Regions from separate parts of the Homo sapiens genome. Here region 1 is linked to region 2. A link is an interaction called in ENCODE POLR2A ChIA-PET data of the cell type or tissue named here. Cell type or tissue: K562. All regions are shown on one strand. Links, peaks and the distances in the headings refer to the core of each region. The heading gives the core; the rest is flanking DNA. Region 1 has its middle 15 kb from the start of LINC01778. Region 2 overlaps SDC3 (syndecan 3).

Region 1 (4,386 bases), core at 78-4,077, 94 kb before region 2:
GAGGCTGGGTCGGGACCAGAATGAGAGCTGGCTGACTCCCGACCTCGGGTCCTAGCTGCAGGCTAGGAGTGAGGTCGGGTTGGGGGTAAATAATCCGGGGCGAGGCGACAGGGCCGCGCTGGGTGGGGCAGAACCCGAGCCTGGGGGCCTCACGGAGACACCCGCCCCTGTCCAGCCAGCGGATCCGGACTGTGGGATGCTTCCCACCCCGCCCCCGCCCCGGGCCGCCGCCCGCCGCCCCTCGCCGGGGTTAAGCTCCAGCTTAGCGGGTCCCAAGGGCTCCCCGGGGCGCGCCCCGGAAGCCGCAGCCGCGCATTTCATTATTGCCTTGGCCGTGGCCTCGGGTGCCTTCCCGGAGCCTCTCCGTCTTCTCCCCACTCAAATATCACCTCCCCGGGGACATCTCTTCATTTCTTCCTCCCCTCGCTGCGCTCTGCGGAGCCGGGCATCCTGCCAGGCCCTGCCTCGGGCCCTGCGCTTGGCCCGGGGAGGCCTCTCAGTAAACAGGCAATTACCCCGTGCAAAGTGTGCCCTTCAGTAATAAGATTAATGAAAATAATAGCTCACATTCGTGCCATGCTTCCAGTAGTCACTGTGAAGAAAGCTCTACATAAATTAACTCATGCAGACCCCCCACAACCCTCCGAGGAAGTACTCTACTGGACAGACAGGGCAACTGAGGCCCGAGGCCATGCTCTATTAAATGGCGCATGCCCACGCAGGGGACATTTCCAGAGTCATCCATGCTGAAGAAAAAAGGACAGCTGTCATTTCGAAGAACGTGCTTCATTTTTTAACCTCACCACCCTCTGAGTACCAAAGAAAGTTAAACCCTCTTTTTCACCTATTAAATCAGGAGGGAGATATAACCAGAGTGATTGCCACTCCATCTTCTCAGGAGGTGGGGGAGGGGGAAGCTGGGCCTTGAATCTGGAGCTAAACTTTCTGCCAAAGCCCCTGCATGCCTCCAGGTCACAAGCCTCCCTGTGCCACAGGAGCACAGACAGGGAGGTATCAGGACAGGCTCCCTAGAAGAGGTGATATTTGAACTGGGTCTTGAAGGATGCGTAGGAGTTGCCTACGCACATGCAAAGGTCAGAAGCCCTGGGGACAAGTCCTGATTATCCCTCTTAACTGCTGGGTGACTTTTACTCTCCTCCTCACTTAGCCTCAGTTTCTTTATCTGCCAAGTGGAAATAATCGTCCTGAGGTTGTCAAGATTGCATGAGATTATGGAAGTAAAAGTGCTTGGTGAGCTGTCACTGTGGGGGAGGAGGAGGGTTGCTGGAGCACTGACCACCTGCTGCCTGGAATGCAGCTCTTCATGGAAATGACTCCTCTGCTCATGAAAAATAAGATGAATGATACCCTGTTCTATCAGGAAACTGAGGCCCAGTGGCCCTGTGAGATTAAAGAACTTGACCAAGATCACACAGCAGAAACTGGAAGGGTCAGGCCAGGTGTGGTGGCTCACACCTGTAATCCCAGCATTTTGGGAGGCTGAGGCAGGTGGATCACCTGAGGTCAGGAGTTTGAGACCAGCATGGCCAACACGGCAAAACCCCGTCTCTACTAAAAATACAAACATTAGCTGGGTATGGTGGTACAGGCCTGTAATCCCAGCTACTCAGAAGGCTGAAGCAGGAGAATCACTTGAACCCAGGAGGCGGAGGTTACAGTGAGACGAGATTGTGCCACTGCACTCCAGCCTGGGCAACAGAGCGAGACTATCTCAAAAAAAAAAAAAAAAAGAAAGAAAGAAAGAAAGAAAAGAAAAAGAAACTGGAAGAGTCAGGATTTGAGCTAAGATTCATGTGACTGCAAAGATATGGCTTCACTGTTTCAGCTCTCATGATGACCTCATATACCATTGGGTTGACCCATCACCACCTTTCCCTTGTCATTGCACACTGAAGCAGTGTTGTTTTGCATTCTTATAAATAACATTCAACTGGACATCTTTGTGCACAGACTTTTTCCATAGTTTATATTATTTCCCTAGGACAGATCCTCAAATAAGATTACTGGTTCCAGAAATAGGAACATTTTTATGGCTTTCAATAAATATTTTCCAGTTGCTTTCAAAGGGGTTCCCAATTCGCAGTTCCACCTGCAGCGTATAAGAGAGACATTTCACTAGATCCTCACCAGTTACTTTTTTTTAATCCCCTAAATGTACAAGATGACAGTGGTATTGCATAGGTGTGCTGGCTTTATTGTTATTATTACCAATGAAGCTGAGTGTTTTTAAGGGCTGGAAAGAGGGTCTGTATCAGAAGTCACGGGACCCCTGAGAGAGACCTGGAGTCGATATGAAGGCACTCGGAGTAGAGAGCATTCGTTTCTGGTGGAGAAAATGAACGCATGGCCAGGACAGTCGGAGGTTGCTCTTTCTGGAGCACTCTTTCTGGGCTTCTCATGAGATGGCCAGTTCTTATCCTTCAGCTGTCAGCTCAAATCAAACATCAGCTTCCAAGAGAGGCCCCCCAACCCGCACCGTCTAAAGGGGCCACCTACCAGGCTCTCTCTGAGTCATTATCTTCGGAGCACTCAGCATACTTGAAGTGCTTATTCATTCATTTCCTGGCCTGTTTTCTGCCTCTGCCTCTAGAACACGAGCCCTTGAGAGCAGGGATCTTTCTGCTTCAACTTCTAATGAATTTCCATTGCCTAGGACAACGCTTTTCATTAATTAATTAAGTGTTTCCATGTGTGGGTCATCTTGCCGGCCAGCAGTGCTATTGCTGTCTGCATCACATTCCAGAGATGGAACAGGCCTCTTTTCCTGCATCCCCAAGTCTGCCTCCAACACCCTTACCCAGGGCACGTGTGCACATAGCTGACTCTCATGAAGTTTAGGGCCACAAGAAGTCTTTACACCATCATAGCACTCAGCCCGCCTTCCCCGCATTCAGGGCTCTGCTTCCTTAGAACTCAACCTCCCTCTCCTCTCTTACCAACCTCTGGAGACCCACAAAATATTCCTGCTCCACCAAAGGCCACCCACTCCAGGTCCCCTGTGGAGCCGCAGCTCCGGAAAACCTGCAAAGGCTCTGGAATATCCATTGTCCCCCTTGTCTCCCACTGGGTTCTGTGCAGCAAAGGAAGTTGTGCAGAATTTTATCTCCCTGAGACATGAATTACACCACCACCCCCCATCCTCTGCCTTAGAAGCAGAGTGGGAAGTGGAACAGACTGTTTGGGTTTTTAATAATACATTTTTTTCTCTCTATTCTCAAACCATGTCAGTCTACAGTAACCATCCCATGGTAGTATTTCTCCCTTGGAGCCTCCAAGGAGTCTCTTGGGTGCACAGAAGCTGTCTCTCTGGTTTCCAATGGCAGGTGCGACCTTCCTCCTTGTCAGTTCCCCCATGGGCAAGGCCCCAGTGACTTGCTGGAAGCCACTGGGGAGGCTCCGTTGCCAATGCCACCAAGATCACCAGCTGGTACTTCCTTGGGTGAGCGTGAGTTGGGATGACAGCCTCCTCAGGGGCCCCCGGGAAAGGAGTTCTGTTGGGTTCAAATGAGTTTCCCTATTCCAAAGGAGAAATGACTGTTACTTTTAAAATACAGATTGACCCGGATGAGTGGTTAAAATTGCAAGGCAAAGCGAAGAAGTGATTCGGCGCTAATGAGTATTGATTACAGAGAGGAAGCTGGTTAATTGAGTGAGTTGGTAAGTTGGTTGCCAGGGTAACATCTCACTTGGAATAACATCATCCTCACAGTGGGCACATACTGCATCTGGGTAGAGACTAGACTGAGAAGATGAAACATCAAAATGTTGGAAAGTACTGGAGAAAGGAAGTTTAAAGTCTTCCCCGACATAACCAAGGCTATTTTCCTTCTACCAAGAAGATATCCGCACACGAGCCTGAGAACAGAGCCTCTCTCTGCGTTCCATCCATCGTGCGTAGATGCAGGAGAGAAAGCTGAGGCACCGGTCTGTGGTCAATACGCAAGCAGCACATCACCTTTCCACTAGCTAGAAATGGTGGGCGTGGGAGGAAGGAACCATTTTCCTGAGGTTTGAATGAAAAGCCAAGCTTTATTTGCATAGACAGTAATAACAGTTGAGCTTAGAAGAAAAGGGACAGTGTCTGCCTAAGGTTTACATTTCCTCACATTTTGCTTTATGTTTGACCATATTAAAGCTGAAAATAGGCTATTAGAAAGACCAGAGCAAAACTGATGTCCCCATCTAGTAAATATTCAGAACTTTAAGGCAGGTGGTTTCTTTACTAACTTTGCTGTTTTTGTCTTATTGATATAGCCTTAGCCTTCCTTCATCCTCAATTATCTTTACTCTATTATATTCATATAATTTGGTAAGCCACCTCAAATTATTTTTGGAATGAAATGAGACTGTAAGTAATTCTGAAAT
Region 2 (4,386 bases), core at 169-4,168:
TATCCCCAGTCCCAGCTGCACCCCCAGAAAACCCTGGCTAAGTAGGGGATGTGACGACAAGATCAGATGGGGCTCCAGGGTAGGAGAAGGGGCAAATGAACACCAGGCTCCACCAGCTCCTGGCTGTGTGTGCTTTGGCAGGTGGCCTAACATCTCTGAGCCTTCCTCTAAATAAGGGGAATCCCACCAGCCCCTCAAGAGTGGTGGGAGGCTCAGTGGGACCATCTAAGGCTGGAGAGCCAGCCCCAATCCATTGGCAAGGCCCCAGGCTGTGGCTGGGCCATCAGCTGTGGGATGTCAGGCTGTAGGGCTGGCCATCTCTCTAGGACTCTCCACCCCTGAGATCCTGCGTAAACATCAATAGTCACCTACTCTGGGCCAGGGCCCATGTGACAGACAGAACACAGCCGAGATGCTCCCTGGCTGGGAGGAAAATGGAAAGCACCCAGTCTCACCAAGTCCTGGGCTCAAGCTGCAAATAACAAGGCCTCTCTGGAGTTCCAGGAGTGGAAGGGCCTGAAGAGTCATCATGCAGGATGGACTGCAGGCTGCTCAACAGCTCTGGAGAACCAGCCCCCAGAAACTCAGCACCACGGACCCTAGAATGTGCTTCCTCTCATCTGGCTTAAGTCCTGCTGGCTCCAACTGGGAGTCCGGCCCTTGGTCTCCTTCTAAGGGTACCCCCACCCCCAGAGTTCTCCTTCAGGCCATCCATGATTATTCAAACTTAGTTCCCCCTCTCTCCAAAAGAAAACCCTGCTCCTCACCCCCAAGCAGTAGTTCTTCAGTAAGACCCAGAGAGGGACAGAAAAAGAACAAAAACCAAGGCAGGTGAATGGAAAAAAAACAAGATTTGCAGGAGCAGCCCGCTCCTTATTTACTTTAGTACTTTATTTACTTTATTACTTTATATTACTAATTCTCAAGCAACCCTGAGGTCCCATTTTAAAGAAGAGGAGACTGCGGGTTCAGAGAGGTTAGGTGAACTCACCAAGGTCACACAGCAGGAATGTGACAAAGCCAGGATTTCAACCCTGAATCAGCTGGCTCCAGGATCCCTACTCCTTCGATGACTTCAAGCTGCCCCCTCAGGCTTGGGACACCCCAAAACAGACATAGCACCAAGGCCAGGGGTGGGGAGAAGGCAGGCCTCAGCCAGCTGGGGCAACAGGGGTTGTAGAACCCTCTCCACCTGGTATAAAAGGCCAGCATAGGCGTTTCCTGCCCTCCACCCACAGCAGCCAGGTAAAAAAAGGGCCAGATCATTTGTTGGGGCCACCGCCACCCCCACTGCTGGGCCCTCAGCCATGGCCGCTCAGGCTCCCCCTGTAATCACGGCTTCCTGTTTGGCGCTGAGACTGGGCTTGGCCAGTGGGGGAGGGGAGTGGCTGCCCCTCTGGCCATGGCGGGAGGGGGGCCGGAAGTGAAGGCCACCAGGCCTCCTGGAATCTGGGGAGGCTGGGAGCCAAGGGGAGTGAGGGTGTGGGGGGTGCCATCAACAAATATTTACCAAGAGCCAGCCCGATGTTCCCAGGATGTGATGTTATGGAGGACAGAGGCCTGGAGGGGCCAGTGAGACAGGTCAGGAAGTCCAGGACCCTGCTCCCTGCTGGGACAGGGGTTTGGGGGGATGATGGGAGCAAGGGCCTGGGGCCTGGGCAGCTCCTGGCTCTGGCCACCCTGTCCCTTGAGACACAAAATCAAAGGGCTCCAAGCAGCTGGGCTGTAGTCCAGAGCCACAGTCCCTCGGTCCTGCCCAGATGTGGTGGTGGCAGTGCCTTGGCACTCAGACTGAAGGCCCGCCCGATGCAGCCCCCTGGCGCCTCCCAGCCCACGGGCACATGCCTTGCATGCAGCAGGACTCTGCCAGCCTCACTGTCCCCAACCCACCTACACAGGAAAGGACACAAGCCCCTGCCTGGGCTCCATAGCTCACAGTCCCGGCTTCCTTCATTCCTTTATTCCCTCATTCATTCATTCATTCCTTTGAATCATTCACTCGAGCCTGCACCAAGCACAGAGTGGTCCCTGGGGGTTCAGTGAGAAAACATGGCAGCCACGAGCCTGCCCAGGAAGCTCAAAGTCTATCAAGAAAGCACTGACATCACTCCTGACAGCTGGGGGACCCCCACCAAGTCACACCCCATCTCTAAGCCTCAATCACTATGAGGCCAGAGAGAATCTTGGCTGCAATGGGGCCAGTGCTCAGAGATGGAGCAGGAGGAACACGGATTTGGCCTCCACACACTTTCTAAGGGCCAGAGGGGGTTAAAGGCAGGCCTGGTCACCTCTGCAGACTCAGTCCCCAACACTGGGGGCATCTGGCACATATCAGGGCTTATGGTGGCTTTTTAGACCCCTCTCATCCTGAGATTCCAAACATTTCCCCTCTCCTGTGCCCTGACCACATGACCCAGACATAAACTCCCTTCCGCATACACATGTGTGGGCACACACACAAATGTACACATGCACGCACACACAATCTTGCTGACAGCCCTTCGCAGTTTATAAAGCTCTCTCTCCCCACCCCATACACCCCCAGTGGCCCTCAGAGTAGCTGCTTTTATGGGCTACAGAGCCTTGGGAGGCGGTAGATGAGGAAGAGCCCTGGCCAATCCCTCCCACAGGGTGAGACAGCATCACTGACCTCCAGGGCTGTGGGAGAATTAAGTGAGAAAAGATATGGGACCAACCCCCTTCCCAGCCCCACCCCGCCAGAAGAGCAGGCATTTACTAAACAGTAGCTAATGCAGACATAATCCAGGGGGTAGGGAGGCCCCAGAGAGGTAAAGCAGCTTGCCTAAGATCACACAGCAAGAGGGGGTAAATTTAGGACTGCAGCCCAGTCCCATTAGCCTGTCAGGCCCTGGCTCATACTAGCTCTGCCACTTCTGGCTGTGTGACTTTGAGTAAGTCACTGAGCCTCTCTGTGCCTCAGTTTTCTCCTCTGTAAAATGGGGGTTCTGGCTGGGGGTTGTGGCTCACAACTGTAATCCCAGCACTTTGCGGGGGCCGAGGTGGGAAGATCACTTGAGGTCAGGTGTTCGAGAACAGCCTGGGCAACATGGTGAAACCCCATCTCTACTAAAAATACAAAAATTAGGCAGGTGTGGTGTCAGGTGCCTGTAATCCCAGCTACTTGGGAGGCTGAGGTGGGAGAATCGCTTGTACTCAGGAGGCAGAGGTTGCAGTGAGCCAGGATCATACCACCACACTCCAGCCTTGGCGATAGAGACTCTGTCTCTAAATAAAATAAAATACTAAAATGAGGATTCTAATAATTCCTACATCAAAAAATTATTGTAAGGATGAAATAAGCCGATACATGTAAAGTGCTTGGTGGGCGGGGCTCTCGGTAAACATGACCTCTCTCTCCCACTTGGGATGAGCCCCCCCTCGCTCTCCCCACCACTGCCACCACTCCTGCTGCCCCGGACCCCCCAGGGACCCTATGCCCGCTTGTATGAGGTGGGAGGAGCCACTGGGTTTCAAAAGGCCATTTTTTTTGTTTTTTGTTTGTTGTTTTCTTTCACTTTTTTTTCCAGCACAGCTCACCTCGCACCAACCCCCAACACACTGAACTCACAGCTGGAGGCATTGTGCTCACTCCTCCCCAGAGAGCAGGAGGCTTCAGGTTCAAATCCCAGCCCTGCCTTGAGGATAGAGTCACAGCCCCCAGTAGTGATTCTAAAAGCCAAGTATTTGTTGCCCCCAGTTGACAGGTAAGAAAGCTGAGGGTCAGGGCAGGTTACAGCCTGCTACTGTCATGTGATGACCACTTTCATTGCTTAGCTCAAAACCCTCCTCCTCCAGGAAGCCTTCCCTGACCCCATCCATGCTCCCTCCCAGAAAGGTCCCATCTCCTGAGAGCTCACTACGTGGCAGGTGTGCTCGGTCTACTCAAGCAGCTCATTTCCAAGTCACAACATCCCTGTGAGGCTGACACCATTACTGTCCGCATTTTATAGACAAGGACTTTGAGACAGAAAGAAATCCCTCACTGGAAATCACACAGCAGGTGTCTGTCCCCAGAGCCCCTGGTACCTTGGGAGCTAACAGGCAGCATACAGCTGTGGTGTCCCTGTGCCTGTCCCCCAAATGCTGGAAGGGGAGATGGTTCACCCAAGAGCCTGGCCCAGAACAGCCCAGGGGCCCCCAACTTTCCATTTTTTTGGTGAGGACTATCTCATCCTGGAAACCCAAGGCTCACAGTCACCCAGGGGAGCCTGGAGGGGAGAAGAGCAGGGATGCTTGAAACAGGGTGAGGAAGGAACGGAAACCACCAGGCCTGGGGCTGAGCTTCAAAAGAATTCCCTACTAATTCCCCCACCCCACCCCACCCCCACCCCCACCCCCATCCGTACTCTCTCTCTCTCACAAACA

Evidence for each region. ChIA-PET counts read pairs that join two places held together with the same protein. Peaks named below come from ENCODE experiments on the same cell type or tissue, not always from the same donor. Only the 100,000 strongest peaks of a DNase experiment are listed, where the experiment ranks them.
Region 1: POLR2A ChIA-PET joins it to region 2 with 5 read pairs; 14 of 35 experiments call an interaction of 5 or more read pairs at or near these places.

What each region holds. Positions count from the first base shown.
Region 1 is chr1:30,807,180-30,811,565 of GRCh38, forward strand. No RefSeq gene overlaps it. Among named protein-coding and RNA genes, the nearest start is that of LINC01778, 15 kb to the right of the region's middle. RefSeq lists an enhancer at 2,753-3,253. In K562, for the core only: no CTCF peak of the experiment used is centred there; DNase peaks (open chromatin) are centred at 1,877, 2,522, 3,172, 3,348 and 1 weaker place.
Region 2 is chr1:30,900,974-30,905,359 of GRCh38, forward strand. The region is part of intron 1 of SDC3 (syndecan 3); the gene reads right to left. Among named protein-coding and RNA genes, the nearest start is that of SDC3, 5.6 kb to the right of the region's middle. In K562, for the core only: a CTCF peak has its summit at 2,547; DNase peaks (open chromatin) are centred at 1,363 and 2,618.